2 separate regions of the Homo sapiens genome follow, and region 1 is linked to region 2. A link is a contact called in ENCODE Hi-C data. All regions are on one chromosome and are shown on one strand. The core of a region is the stretch at or near the end of the contact, and the rest is flanking DNA. Distances in the headings are between cores, read along the strand shown. Region 1 holds the start of LINC00659 (long intergenic non-protein coding RNA 659). Region 2 has its middle 26 kb from the start of GATA5.

The links. A loop is a pair of places that touch in the nucleus more often than their neighbours do. Pooled maps may share reads with other maps.
Region 1: a map of posterior vena cava shows a loop between it and region 2 (2.7-fold over the local background). The contact joins the promoter of LINC00659 here to the enhancer-like site in region 2. A Hi-C loop is called at or near these places in 24 of 168 maps with a recorded cell type or tissue (Right ventricle myocardium superior, body of pancreas, breast epithelium and 16 more) and 8 of 50 pooled maps.

Annotation. Positions count from the first base shown.
Region 1 is chr20:62,774,904-62,778,412 of GRCh38, forward strand. It overlaps LINC00659 (long intergenic non-protein coding RNA 659), which reads right to left and starts at 1,953. Exons shown (of 3, transcript NR_046225.1): 1 at 1,903-1,953; 2 at 412-483. RefSeq lists a silencer at 1,260-1,421.
Region 2 is chr20:62,500,370-62,503,634 of GRCh38, forward strand. No RefSeq gene overlaps it. Among named protein-coding and RNA genes, the nearest start is that of GATA5, 26 kb to the left of the region's middle. RefSeq lists enhancers at 1-198, 1,664-1,893. Within about 2 kb of position 1,547, at least 5 of the 41 ENCODE cell types and tissues checked have a DNase peak (open chromatin) inside an H3K27ac peak, as active enhancers do.

The sequences.
Region 1 (3,509 bases), core at 703-3,202, 270 kb after region 2:
CTGGGCGTGGGAAGGCTGAGTGTGCAAATGTGGGTGGAGTTCTGGGGCCCCGCCCCCGCCAGTCTTCCACTTGGTCCCTGTGAGGACCCACATGAGGGAAGTGTTGCTTCTGGCCTCAGAACCCAAGGCAGAGCAGGCTGGAGTCCCACCCCATGGATCACGAGCCCACGCTGTGACCCTGAGTCCTGGACATGCGCAGAGGGAGGGTGTGCACGAGCCCGGGAGCTCCTGTCTCTGTCTTAAGAGTGGAGCATGTCTTAAGAGCTGGCATGAGGATCAGAGGGTCCCTTCAGTGCGGCCTTCTAGAAGAACTACAGCAACCAGGCCCTCGCAGGGGGGAGATGCACCTGCTGGGGCTAAGGAGCGAGTGAAGCCAGCCCCTGAGACACATGCTCCCAACCCCATCCTCACCTCCCAAGAGAGGGGGAGCCTCCTGTTAAGCATCCAAGTCCCAAGTCACCGGCCGGCATCGGCTGCAGCTCTCTGTGTGTGGAGACATCTCATTCTGGTGTCTTCTTTACACAGGTCAGCGCTCACAGGCTCGGCTGTGTCTCAAGACCCAATTCCTTCGAGTCACTGAGATGCCCAAGGACAAGGGCAACAGAGAGTGTGAAAAGCTGGAGTAGACAGGACAGAAAACAGGGTGCAGCGTCCCCCAGGTTGGCAGATAGCCCAGCCCCAGGGACCCCACAGCCATGGCAACCTGTGTGAATGAGCCCCAGGAGCAGGGCAGTACACGATCTGCGCGACTGTGCGGGGCAGCCCTGGGTCTCTGCCTCAGGGGAGAGATTGTGTCCTCGCCTTTTGTGGTTTCTAGAGGTTCCTGCCCTCCTTGGCTGCACGGCATCTCCCAGCCTCTCTCTCCCTTCCGTCGTCCCCTCTCCTCCTCTGACCCTGACCCTCCCAGTCCCTCTTAGAGGGGCTGTGATTAAACTGTGCCCACCCTGACCATCCAGAATAATCTCCCATCTCAAGGTCCTTAACAGCATGTGGAACTGCACTAGCCGCCCCAAGGCCCCCAAAAGGCAACCCTGGATTGGGCCCCCCAAGTTGCCTGGGATTCATGGCCACCACCCGGCTCGACGGCTCCAGACCGAAATGCACCCAGTTATAGAAACAGACAGTTGCCTCTTGAATGTGCACATGTGTGAGGAGAGTGTCACACCCGTCGAATTAAGGTGGACCCGCCATGAGTGGGGGCAATGCTGGCCAATGCCCACCTGCCCAGCACCCACAGCTCTCGGCCTGGGGCTCCCTCTGTCTCTGGAGCCCGCACTAAAGTGTGCGTCTCCATCCACGACTGGCAGGGCTTGGGGCATAGACATCCCGCTGCCTTGCCTGGAGGCGCCCCAGGCCTCCACTCCCACACTGTCTCAGGGCTCCCCGGGGCTCGGCTCTCCTTGCTCACAGTGGTCCGGGCTGGGGTTCCTTCTTGGTTGCATTTCCAGCTGTGTTCTTTCCTTCACTTTCTCACTCTCCCTTGCCTCAGGGTCTGCATCTGGGGGTCCACTGGGGAGGACTCAGCCTCTCCCGCGTCCTCCATCCCACACACCTGTCCCTGGGCAGCCACGGGGAACAGGAGCACAGGGGACAGCAGGCAGAGGGCAGCGCCCGGGCGAAGGGGACTTTCGCCCTTGCTTCATGCAGCCCTGGCACCCGCAGCAGGGTAAGACGAGATCCCAGAGGAGGAGTCTTGGCCGCAGAACTGCAGGGCCAAGGCACCAGCCGCTCGGGGGCCTGGAGAGCTCAGGTCACAAACTTGAAGTCAGCTGCCCAGGAAGCAGCCTCAGCTGGGGGTCACAGGCCAACTGGGCAGTGCCCTTGGCCACACCTGTGGAAGGAGGACAGAGGAGGGCAGGGCGGAGGAGGGAGGTGCTGGGCTGCAATGTCACCTCTACAGACCTCGGCTGATCCCAAGGGGGTCCACAGTGGATATGGTCCTTCAGGGGTGCCCTTGAAGGCAGGAAGGGGACAGGACTTTATACTGTTCCTCCCACCCCTTCGAGCAGTCACCAACTGCAGCCCAGATGAGGTCAACAGGTACAGAAAGGAGGGGGTGGGACAGGAAGGAGGGGCGGGACAGGAAGGAGGGGGCGGGACAGGAAGGAGGGGCAGGACAGGAAGGAGAGGGTGGGACAGGAAGGAGGGGCGGGACAGGAAGGAGGGGGCGGGACAGGAGGAGGAGATGGGAACAGGGAGGTGGAACGGGAAGGAGGAAATGGGACAGGAAGGAAGAGATGGGAGCAGGAAGGAGATAGGACTGGAAGGAGGAGATGGGACTGGAAGGAGGAAATGGGACAGGAAGGAGGAGATGAGGCAGGAAGGAGGAGATGAGGCAGGAAGGAGATGAGGCAGGAAGGAGGAGATGAGGCAGGAAGGAGGAGATGAGGCAGAAAGGAGGAGATGGGACGGAAAGGAGGGGATAGGACAGAAACGAGGGATCAGGGTCCTATTCTAATCTCCTGGGGGCATGATTGCAGGGGGTGACATGATTACTTCCAGCCAGCCCTACATGAGCCACCTCGTCCATGGAGTCAGCCCCGCCAGGGCAGCAGAGCCCTGGGTTCGCACAGGGAGCCAGGGTGGCGTGGGGCCTGCATTGCAGACTCCATTTGTCCACATCAATCACTTCTCTACGGCCCAAATCACCCTTAGTTGCCCAGTTCCTGCTCCGCGGCAGTCTGGCTCCTGCTGGCGCCCCAGCCATCTGTCTGCATTAGAGAATGATGCTTGCCAGGGCCTCAGGGAGGTGGCACGGATGGGCAACACTGTGCTCCCGGACCAGGTGACAGACACCACCTCATGCCCCATGGCATGGACCTCCACCTGTCTGATGGCTTTGCCCCAGCCTATCTGATGGCATGGTCCCTGGCCAGTCTATCTAATGGCGTGGTCCCCAGCATGTCTGATGGCGTGGTCCCCAGCCTGCCTGATGGCGTGGTCCCCAGCCTGTCTGATGGCATGGTCCCCGGCCTGTCTGATGGCGTGGTCCCCAGTCTGTCTGATGGCGTGGTCCCCGGCCTGTCTGATGGCGTGGTCCCCGGCCTGTCTGATGGCATGGTCCCCGGTCTGTCTGATGGTGTGGTCCCCAGCCTGTCTGATGGTGTGGTCCCCGGCCTGTCTGATGGCTTGGTCCCTGGTCTATTTGATGGTGTGGTCCCCAGCCTGTCTGAAGGTGTGGTCCCCAGCCTGTCTGATGGCGTGGTCCCCGGCCTGTCTGATGGCTTGGTCCCTGGTCTATTTGATGGTGTGGTCCCCAGCCTATCTGAAGGTGTGGTCCCCGACCTATCTATCTGATGGTTTGGTCCCCAGCCTGTCTGATGGCGTCGTCCCCGGCTTGTCTGATGGCATGGTCCCCGGCTTGTCTGATGGCATGGTCCCCAGCCTGTCTGATGGCATGGTCCTCAGCCTATCTGATGGTGTGGTTGGTGTGGTCCCCAGCCTATCTATCTGATGGTGTGGTTCCCTGGCCTATTCGATGGTGTGGTCCCCAGCCTGTCTGATGGGGT
Region 2 (3,265 bases), core at 297-2,796:
TCCAACGTGGGTGTGCGGGAGGGCGGGGGGAGGGTGTGAGCCAGCGTGTCTGTGTGTCCATGAGTGTGAGGGTGTGTGCAGGCGTGTCTTACTGTGTATGTGTGGGTGTGAGGGTGTCTGTGAGCCTGTGTGCGTGTGCGGGTGTGTGCAGGCATGTCTTACTGTATACGTGTAGTTGTGAGGGTGTCTCTGTGAGCGTGTCTGTGCATGTGAAGGTGTGTCCATGCGTGTGAGGGCGTGTGCAGGGGTGTATATGTGTGAGTGTGAGGGTGTATTTGTGTGTCTTACTGTATATGTGTGTGAGGGTGTGAGCCAGCGTGTGTGTCCATGCGTGTGAAGGTGTGTGCAGGCATGTCTTACTGTGTATGTGTGGGTGTGAGGGTGTCTGTGAACTTGTGTCATACATATGTCCATACGTGTGAGGGTGTGTGCAGGCCTGGCCTCCTGCACTAGTGTGGGTGTTTGTGTGTGCAGGTGAGAGGGTGTCTGCCTCTGCTGTCGTGGGTTGGGATTCGTGTGTGCAGGTGAGTGGGTGTCTGCGTGTACTGCTAGTGTGGGTGTTCGTGTGTGTGTGTGAGCGGGTGTCTGCGTGTACTGCTAGTGTGGGTGTTCATGTGTGCGGGTGAGCGTGTGTCTGCGTGTACTGTCGTGGGTTGGGATTTGTGTGTGCGGGTGAGTGTGTGTCTACATGTACTGCTAGTGTGGGTGTTCGTGTGTGCGAGTGAGAGAGTGTCTGCGTGTACTGCTAGTGTGGGTGTTTGTGTGTGCAGGTGTGTGTCTGCGTGTACTGCTAGTGTGGGTGTTCGTGTGTGCGGGTGAGCGTGTGTCTGTGTGTACTGCTAGTGTGGGTTGGGATTTGTGTGTGCGGGTGAGCGTGTGTCTGCGTGTACTGTCGTGGGTTGGGATTTGTGTGTGCGGGTGAGTGTGTGTCTGCGTGTACTGCTAGTGTGGGTGTTCGTGTGTGCGAGTGAGAGAGTGTCTGCGTGTACTGCTAGTGTGAGTGTGTGTGCAGGTGAGTGTGTGTCTGAGTGTACTGCTAGTGTGGGTGTTCATGTGTGCGGGTGAGCGTGTGTCTGCGTGTACTGTCGTGAGTTGGGAGCCGTGGATGCCACGCAAGCCCCGAAGCCCCAGCTTTCTGAGCAGCTGGCCTGTGACGGCGGCATCTCAGGCGGCTTGGCTGTGTAGTGGGGATCCCCCAGCAGGCTCCAGGACCAGGGTCTTCTCTTTGGCTCCAGGTGACCCCAGCAGACTGGCCCTGCACCTGGCCCTGTGTTGACATCTCCAGAGGGTTTGTGAGCAGAGATGAGGGCACCTGTGAGGTCAAGGATAGTCTCTGTGTGGCAGCGGGACCTTGGGCCCAGGGGCAGCCTGTGGCTCTGAGGATGGCTGTGAGTACTTGGCAATGACCCTGTTAGTTGAGCTTGTGCCCGGCAGGGCTGAGATCTCCCAGCATGTGGCATGGGCCCCTCACCACCCCGAGTATGGACCCTGATATGGTCTGGCTCTGTGTCCTCACCCAGATCTCATCTTGAGTTGTAACTGAATTGTAATCCTCATGTGTTGGTTGGCAGAGGGACCTCGTGGAGGTGATGAGATCATGGGGGCGGTTCCCCCATGCTGTTCTCAAGACAGTGAATGAGTCTCATGTGATCTGATGGTCTCATAAGGGCTTTTCCCCCTTTTGCTCTGTGCTCATTCTTTCTCCTGTCACCCTGTGAGGAGGTGCCTTCCGCCATGATTGTAAGTTTCCTGGGGCTTTCCCAACCAGGCGGAACGGTGAGTCAACCAAACCTCTTTTCTTTATACATTACCCAGTTGAGTATTTCTTCATAGCAGTGTGAGAGAGGCCTCATAAAGACCCACTTCGTAGATGCACCGAGACTCAGACCCTGAGGTGGGGCTGGGTGGCCGCAGGCTGCTCAGGGGTCTCAAGTGAGTGTGGTGGGCTAGGCCACCCGCGGTTATGCTGCCCATTTCATCCCCCTGCCTGGGTGTGGGTCTTGGTGTGTGGGGTGGGATTACAGGAAGGAGCAGTGCCCTGGGCTGGCCTGCTAGGGGTGGCCCAGCCAGGAGGCTCCCAGCAGGGTCGGCTCTCGGGAGCTGGGTCATGGAGGGTGGGGACATGAGGGTCAGGGAGAGGGCCCAGCTCCCTGACAGCTCCTGGGGCTCTGTGGCAGGGAGAGCAGGTCTGCTGGGGCCAGCTCATGCTTCTGGGGCGCAGCCTTGCCCTGACCCATGGGCTCAACGGAGGGCCGGGTGGGGCTCCCACAGAGCAGTGGGCCTTGGGCCTCAGCTCTTCCCAGATGGAAGCTCTCGAGCAGATGAGAGGGGCTGTGAGCTCCTATGCGCTGGCTCTCCACGTCCCTGCTCCTCCTCTTCCTGGTCACCCCTGCCAGCCCCTTCCTCTGGTGCTTGACCTCGCCCTACTCCCCACCTCCCGGCCTGTGAGCAGCCTTGGCCCGGAGCTGCCCTTCCTGATCATGGTCGGGACCCCAGGCATCTGCCCCTACGTTGGCCTTTGCCAACAGCTGCTCAACCTGCGAGGAGGTGCAGGGAGCCGCCGGCCCCGCTCCTTGGACCTGATCATGGGCAGGTGGAAGCAAACCGCCTCTGAGAAGGGCTGCTCCACAGACACTGCAGGAGTGCCTGGGTCCCAGGACAGACCCTCTGTTGGGTGCAAGGGATGAGGATGGCTGTCCCCACATGTCTCCTAGAGAACCTTCAGGTGGGAATCCTTTTAAGTGAAAATATTCAAAACAACCAAGCTCTCCAAGCTGTGGAGGGCGATTCTCAGACTTCTCGCCCGGCGCTGCCAAAATCCTGTAGCCGGGGTGGATGGGGTGCCCTGGCTGCCTCCCCCAGCCCCTGACAAACCGGCCATCTGGCCTTGGCAGGTGACCCCTCCTCAGCAGCATCCTTGACACCGCCAAGGTGAATTTGCACCTAGAGGTCCCGGCAGGACTTCGTTAATGAGCGTGCTCCTGCCTCAGGACTCTGCATATTCTCCTCCTCCCTGCCATGCCCAGACCCTGATGTCCCGGTTCTCCCCCTCTTCTCCCTCAGCTCTGTGCTCCAACGCCACCTTATCAGAGACCCCCACAAGCTGTGGATGGGGGCTGTGACCTTAGAGCCCCGAGTGGGGAGCACACCCTTATCAGCAGACTCCTGGCTTCCCCAGCCTCTGACCCCTCTGATACCAAAGGCGTCAGATGTCAGGCGGGAGACACAGACAGCAGGAGCCAGGACAGAGTGGGGAGGGGAAGGG